Regions from separate parts of the Mus musculus genome. Here region 1 is linked to region 2. Evidence: chromatin loops called from intact Hi-C (ENCODE). Cell type or tissue: left cerebral cortex. All regions are shown on one strand.

Evidence for each region. Hi-C counts contacts between places; a loop is a spot of excess contacts. Peaks named below come from ENCODE experiments on the same cell type or tissue, not always from the same donor. Only the 100,000 strongest peaks of a DNase experiment are listed, where the experiment ranks them.
Region 1: it touches region 2 in a loop (4-fold over the local background); 4 of 42 quality-filtered maps call a loop at or near these places.

What each region holds. Positions count from the first base shown.
Region 1 is chr8:21,754,156-21,758,155 of GRCm38, reverse strand. No RefSeq gene overlaps it. Among named protein-coding and RNA genes, the nearest start is that of Defb1, 20 kb to the left of the region's middle. In left cerebral cortex, a CTCF peak has its summit at 1,577 (motif pointing left); a DNase peak (open chromatin) is centred at 1,501.
Region 2 is chr8:21,976,679-21,980,678 of GRCm38, reverse strand. No RefSeq gene overlaps it. Among named protein-coding and RNA genes, the nearest start is that of Ccdc70, 8.1 kb to the right of the region's middle. In left cerebral cortex, no CTCF peak of the experiment used is centred here; DNase peaks (open chromatin) are centred at 198 and 2,263.

The DNA of each region.
Region 1 (4,000 bases), 220 kb after region 2:
TCTTTATTTTCTAAATGAGATTGGATAGAAAATAACAATTAGAGGAAATTCAGAGAGGTACTGCAGCTTCTGAAATGGAACCTACTTCTTCATGTGTAGTAAAACAACCTCAGCCCAAGTGCATACCGAGAGAAGACTCAGTGCCTCCAGAGTCAAAGAACAGGTGAGGAAGAGCTCTTTTCTCATGCTTGTGCGGTGAATTCTGGGGGAGTTCCTGTCTTCTCGATGGAATGATAGCGTTGTCCACAGGATGAACGTTGTCAACTGTCTTCCACAGGACGAACTTCATCACCTGCCTTCTCTTCAGATGCTCTCGAAGTTGGTCTCCAAACAGTGCTTTTTCCAAATTCTCTAGGTTCCCATGAAGGGGTCCTTAGGGACGCCATTGCTGGATTGTCTTTTCTTTACTTCAAATATTAAAGTGGTTCGTGTGGGGTATCACAGGAGAGTCAGTTCAATGACCAGCTACTCAGGGGTCATCCTTGGAAGCAATGACACCCAGTGCTGGGACATGGGCCAAAGCTGACTTGTGAACTCTCTGCCTCTGGCCCATAATGTGCAAGTTCATTATGACTAATTCCAGAGCTGTTGACTTTATATCATGAGTCAAACATGACACAAGCTGTTTATAGGTCATATGGTGGTATGACATTGAGTTTAGTTTGCCAAACAGCATTTATATTTTAAGAATTTACTTTTGAAAGAACTGTTTATATTTATCATTTTAATGTTTATTAAATTTCTCCTTTTAACTTAATAACATAATTGAGTTGGTGGAGTAAAATTTGTGCTATTTATTTTTAATCCTATATAAAGATAATAAGGTAAATCTATTGAGTGATATATCAAAAGATGACAAAAGGTTTGAGCAGTGCCTAGGAGTAGCTTAGTTACAATCAAGGAAGGAAGCAGACCAAGTGGTAATTCTCTGTTTAAAGTGGGTAAAGGTACTTACCTTGAAATCCTAGTGATTCAGGGTTGATACCTGTTACACACATAAGATGGAAGGAGAGAGTTGATTCCCCAAAGCTGTCCTTTGACCTCCACATGGTTCCTTCTCTAACACTAATAATAAATAAAATAAAAGTTAAAAATAAGCCCCAAACCACAGCAGATATTTACACAGATACTGTTTTCCTTTCTCTTTGTTCTATTTTCTTCTGATCATATTTATTGACCTCTAATCTTGTGTTTATTGAATAGAGCAATAAAATAAGACTATTTGTGTACATTTAGATAACGTTTATAGCTTAGCAAACAAAGGGACAGAAGGAGAAAAAGAAAGCATTTTCCCAAGAAGTCCTGAGCAGTATTGCTCACAACACAGCTGTAGAACAGAGGTAGGTGGCAGACAGGGCCTGATAGCACCAAGAGCGTGTGAGTACTGCCAATATAACTGGTTCTTTGAGTCTTGAATCCCACTGCTTTCTCTAAACCTATCCTGTCTTCAGTGAAGTCTGTAGTGTTGGGTAAAATAGTTGGAGAGTATATAGAAAGGCCATTTCAGCAGACCAACAGCCCTAGCTCCTCAAGTCCTGAAAACATGCTAAGGTGTTTTGCTGTCCTCTACTGGCAGGCCAGAGCACAGTCCCAACCTCTAAAGTCATTTCTTATTCTTCAAATTCACCCCTGTCCCTCTGATTTATACAAAGTATGAACGCTCTTTATGCCTCCCTCTAATATCAAGGGACTCATCGATACTCATCGAAGCTCTTGCCTGGGAATTATTGCTGCATAATTTGACCCAGGTAAAATCTGGCCCAACTTTTCTAGATGCTTATGAAACATAACTAATATTCTTCCACCTATATCCACTTGAAATCTCTAACGCTTCAGTATGCTTAAGTAAACACTGCCCTCACCTTTGTCATTCCCCTAGCATGGTACTCACATTCCTGGTTGCTACCCACTATCTTATTCTATGCTGAAGACCAGTGGGACTTGCATTTTTCTTTCTATTTTCAATGTGATATTCAGTCTATCAAGGTGGTGGCCTGAGCTTCTGGGAAACAGGCATCCATTGAACTAAGATCCTTTATTTCTCAACCTTTCTCTACCTTCCCTTGCATAAGAGACTCAGTGTGCTCTCAAAGGGCCACTTTGACATGAGAGATAAGGTACTGTGTATTTCATAATTGTAATTCCTTGGATTCTAGTCAGTGTAGAATCCTACCCACAAAGCTCATAAAACCTATAAAACTGGAAACCATAATATACAAGCAACAATATAGTAAAGTTAAAGAAAAAAATGCCATGTCTGGTGGTGGTAGCCCACAACCTTAATACCAAGAGTTGAGAAATGGATGCTGTTAAGTTTGAGACCCACTTGCTTGGTCTACAACGTGAGTTCCATGACAATCAGGGCTACACAGAGAAACCCTTTCTCAACCTTCCTCCCATGAATTGCTCAAACAAGGTCATAGGAAACAAACAAACATCTCCAAAATACCTTTGAGTTAGTTTACAACAACATGTTTTAAGGGAGAATTTTCTTTGCTCAACTTTCAGAGGACATTTGGGTCATCAGTGGTGTTTTATGATAGTAAGTACTATTTTACCTATTTCTAGAGTGTACACAAAAGTCAGGTTCTACTAGTTTCACATCGAACCCCAGAGGAGGGATTTTGTAGATATACTTTATGGGGATGCTATTAAACCCAAAAGAAGGAATTAAGAGAGATATCCTAAAGAGAGGCTGTGAGAGCAAAAGGAGAGAATTTGCAGTTACCCCGTAAAGAGAGGCCCAAAAGCTCTGTAAGAGCAGTAGCAGCCCTCAGACCTGGGCTTCCATTGAACCTTCTAATTGCCTCCATAATTTCTCTCCTTAATATTTCTCACAAATATTATGTTCCTCTTTGTCTCATTCTACTCTTATTCAACAGGTAGACAAATATCAAGTTCCATTGTTACTGCAGGTATTTTCTATTTGTTTCCTCATAATTAGGATGCCCAGAGAGATACACATATATGTAATTCTTTTCAGTGTTATTTTTTGAAAACCGAGATTATTCTCTCCCTAACGTCTAATACGTATTTTATATTTTTAATGTACAACTTCTATGTCTTTTAAGGCTTTATCTTTCTTCCTCCAGTGATTGTCTTGCTCAACATCTCCTGTGAGTAGCAGAGGCTAAGTGTAGGGGAAATAGAAAATTGGTCTCCAGCAAGCTTGTGCCTTATTTTTAGGATTACAGATTATGGTACAGTCTTTTGTGTTTCCACCGAATGTACAGTACTGAACCACAAGATGGGGAGCTGTTTAAATAGTTTATTTCTTCTTACAACTCTCTGCATCCCAGAGTCTTTGCTGAGCCAATTGTTTTTGTCTGGTTTTGTGCAATAGACCAGTGTAGAAGTTAATAGAACCCCAGCCACCATTTCCTGGACAGACCATGTCCATTTACAAATTAATGGTCATATATGCAACTTGTGACTTACAATGACTGATAATTAGCTTTACTTCAACTATTTATAGATAAAAGTGTAAGATTTAAAAAAAAAGAGTAAGACTTCTCATTCAGTCTTAAAAGCAGGAATATGTCAAGTATATACTCATATTAGGTGAACCGTCAGCTCATGCTCCCTCATCCTGCAGGAGAAGTTCACCATCTTCTCTGTTATTTTCCTGTTAGTCCTCAGGATGCAACTGTCTGAGAAAAACCTGAGGCATCTCTAGACCAGGAATATATTGGGTAGAGAACCCTAACATGACCAAAGAGCAGGTGAATGGCCACACAGCATAGAGGTAATATAGCTAGAGAGAAGGAACTAGATACTTGACAAATTCTGGAAAGACACACATGTGTGCGTAAATATATACATGTTTTAGCTTATTTTTCTCATCTGTGCATTCAAGCATGAGAACCAAATATGTATAGATTTCCTTCTGCCATAAACTTTTAATTCCAAGATATGTTTGAAATATACTAACTATAAGTTAGAAGAGAACAAACTGCAGCTAGTTAATATTATATTTAAATATTTAAGTTTAACCACAGAG
Region 2 (4,000 bases):
ATGTAATCTCTTGTAAAATAAAAATAAAAAAGCAGATCACATACCTCCAACAAATGACATCCTGGGCAAAAGCAAGACCAAAAACTAGCTAGGCAGACTCCAAACTCTGCATCTCCATGTCTGGTGTCCAACTCCTTTCAGCTTTCCTGACTACAGCACAATTCTTTCTCTTGGGCCAGTTCTAGTCTCTGTAAGCAACTTTCCTTGGCAGGTATCCCATGGCTCTGGCATTTCTAACATCTTGGGGCCTCCACAGCAACTTCAACTTTACAGCTTCTTGTTCCGGTGTCTGGGATCCATACATGATCTTCTGGGCTTCACAAAGGGCTTGGGTCACTTCTTCAGCTCTGCCCTCTGTAGTACTCTAGGTTCAGGTTGACTTTATTCCACTGCTGCTGCTGCTTTTAGTGATCATCTCATGGTACTGCCATCTGCAATACACTGGGGTCTTCCGTTGCAACTAGGCTTCACCAATAGCCTCTTATAGGTTCTCTTCATAGTGCCAAGCCTCAATTTCTTCACAGGAGCCATTCAAGTCCTGGGCCATCAACTGCATCTGAGGCTGCACCTTCACCAACGGCCTTCCCTGGCCTCTCACAGTGCCGAGCCTCAGCTGCTCTCCATGACCCCTTCATTCCTTCAAAGCCAGTACCACCTAGGAGATATTTATACATTAGCAAGTCCAGCTGCATTATGAGGCTCAGCCTTGGCCATCTCTGGAACACAGCTTCTTTGTGCTCTCAGAAAACACATCCCAGAAGATTTCATCTCAGTGATGCTGATCTCTTCTTAATCACCACTAATTTCTTAGGTCCAGCTAACCAGCAGCAATTGTCCCAGCAGTTCCTTCTATTTTGGACTCTAAAGCCAGTTTCACATGGCCAAAGCTGCTGAGTTCTTCTGCTTTCTGGGGCTGCAACATGACCCCCTTGATATATTACATTATCACCAGCTTTCTGTTTTCCAACTCCTTCACTGGCTTAAACTTGGCTGTCCTAGAACTTGCTCTGTAAACTGACCTGAACTCAGAGATCTGAACGTCTGTGTCTCCTGAATGCTAGAAGCCTGGATTTAGGCTTTTCTTCACCTAGAACTTGCTCTGTCCCAGGCTGACCTTGAATTGAGACTTTTAATCTGGAATGAACTATAATTCAGATGTCGAGGACACAGGCTTTTGATCCAGATCTTGAGGAACAGTGGCATTAAAATCTTTGGCCCAGGCATGGTGGTGCACACATTTAATCCCAGGAGACAAAGGCAAACAGATGTCTGAATTCAAGGAAAACCACTACATCCCTCAATGATCTACTCTCAATGATCAATTACATCTGGAAAGAGCATCTCATTCCTGCTTCATCTTAACAGGTTGCATCAATTCAAAGACCCTTATCTTGCTATCATACAAATCTGCTTGCTTTCTCACCATGCTGCTGGCCATTATTCTTGGAGACAGCTTGTTTGTTTCCCCAGTTAATGTTTCTTTCTGTCCATGAAGTGGTCCAATTGGGCAGTTTCACTGTGTCCTCACAGATACTTGCTTGTGACCCAGATTCACTGTATTCTCAGGTATGAAGTGGTAGTCCCAGACTGCCAGTAGCTGCCTGAGTAGGAAGTTCGCTTGGGGAAGGCCAATCTAGCATGGTTTTTAAAGAGTTTGTTCCCACTAGCAATTAGATTAAGTGGCTTCCTTCAGATGCTGTAGCTAAGGGCTCCTGGACAGCAAGGAGAGCAGACCCCAGGTGTCTTCCTTCTGATCCATTATTGATCCCCCAGTGGCTAGAATGGCCAGGACCTTCCTGTGATGGCAGGAACATGGCTTTTCTAATAGCTCCTTTGCTTGCAGTAAACACATCGATCTTGTTCTAGTGCGGGCTGTCTCATTTTCACCGATTTTTTTCTCGTCAAGGTTCTTGTCACCTTTTCTCTAGATGAGGCCATCCTTTGGTCCAGAATGGGACAATTCTTGAGGCAGCAACCGTGATTTTAGCTTGTCTTTGTGCTGTCCCATCTACAGTCAGAACTGTTTTTATTTTTCATCTCAGTTAGGAAAACCTTTTTGGCACTTCTAGAAGCTGCAAAGTGTTTATGCCCATGAAACTCTCAAGTATTTGGAGCATCCTTTTTCTGGATCCCAAAGATTGGCTAACAAAAGCCAAATGTAGAGCCCAGTTGTTCTCATGGCTACAGTTTCAAAAGGAATGAGGGTTTTAAAAAAGCGTCTCATTAAGCATTCAAGGAAGGGCCAGGGGGCGTATTCTGGTCCCATTTGGGGTGGGTGGAAGGGAAAACCTCCAAGTCAGTTTTCTGTTCCCTGTAAGCAGCTGTGGCCAAGAAAATCCCCAAACTTTTCACTGCTCAGCTGTGAACAGTCAAAGCAGTTGCTGGCAGTCATTCCAAGTACATTTGTGGATTTGTGGAATAGACTTAATGAGAGAGGTGAAGGGCTGGGGTCGCTTAGAGATCCGGGTATTTGGAGCCTATCCATTTTATAGATCATAATCATGCCATAGAGGATCACTTGTAAGCTAGGGACAAGCATTCTTGTTGGTCTATCCCAGGGGATGGAAAGGAGAGCAGAGGACAGGACTTGGGCTCATAACAGAGACTGTGAGCTGTGGGGAATGGTAGAGATGAGGGCTGATGATGTGAGAAGGGGTGGGGTGGGGGGCCTGTACCCTCATCCTGACTGTGAGGGTAGAATGATGGCATGGGGTAGTGGACAAAATATGAGTGGAGAACTTGTCTTTGGGATGATGGCTCAGAGTGAAAGTCTTCAATGCAAAGGAGGGGTAGTATTAGGGCTAACCACTAATCAATGTAGGAGAAATGGTCTGGGTATCAGGGCTTCCTGTAACCACAAGACAGTCAGGTCTAGTGATGGGAGGTGGTCTAAGGACCACTGGGTCTAGCCTATGCCATAAGGTGGCCAATTTATGGAACTTTCTCTCAGAGACACTTTGTAGTCATCATCAAATCCTAAAGAGAATTTTTTAAAAAAAGATTTATTATTATATCTAAGTACACTGTAGCTGTCTGTCTTCAGACATACCAGAAGAGGGCATCAGATCACATTACAGATGGTTGTAAGCCACCATGTGGTTGCTGGGATTTGAACTCAGGACCTTCAGAAGAGCAGTCAGTGCTCTTAACCACTGAGCCATCTGTCCAGTCCCTGAGAAACTTTTAAAACATACATTGAAGAGGAGTCTGTTTAAAGTGACTGAGCTTCCCAATACCCCTCTGCCCTCCGGACTGATGTCTGAGCTGGAATTAAACTGCACAGTGAACAGAACAACAAAGGAAAGGAAGAGGTGCCAAGAGAGTATTCTAGTGTGATGAATCTGCAGGAATGAGAATGTAATCAAGGGATTTGGAACCAAGGAGACAAGGAATTAGAAAAGACAGGGGAGGGGAACTATGGTGGAACCAGGAGGAAGTAGAGAGTAGTTGCAGTTTACCATGTGGCTGATAGAACCATTAAAAAAAAAAAAAAAAAAAAAAAAAAAAAAAGGTTGGGTTGTCTCTCTGAGCATAGGTGACCAGGGCAGAAGAACTCCCCACTCCTTCAGAGAGAAGAAGAAGGAATGCCCAGGTTGGCTTCCAGTTACCATTAACCAAAATGAGCTCTGAGAGATGGCTGGCTCTCTAGTCTCCAGGGAAGTTCAGAGGGAAGTGGTGAGGCCCAGAGCAATAGCTGAAATAGAAAGGGTAAGTTGTACTATGCTATCAGCCATTCAGTCATCCACAGAAACAGACATAAAGATTTCCGACCAGAATTTCCTAAGGCTACAATCTTGACTTTTTGGATGAAGGTGCCAGAGAGAAATCTTCATCAGGATTTATTAGATTAGACCAGAGATCTAGCCTACATATCAGAATCTACCTCCTGGGGGAAAAAGCCATGGTGTCTCTATCCACTTTCATTTAGGGAGTCAGGGGTAGAGAGAGGTATTTCCACTGACTCGTTTAAAAAGACATTGGTGGGGGGAGGGGATGGGAG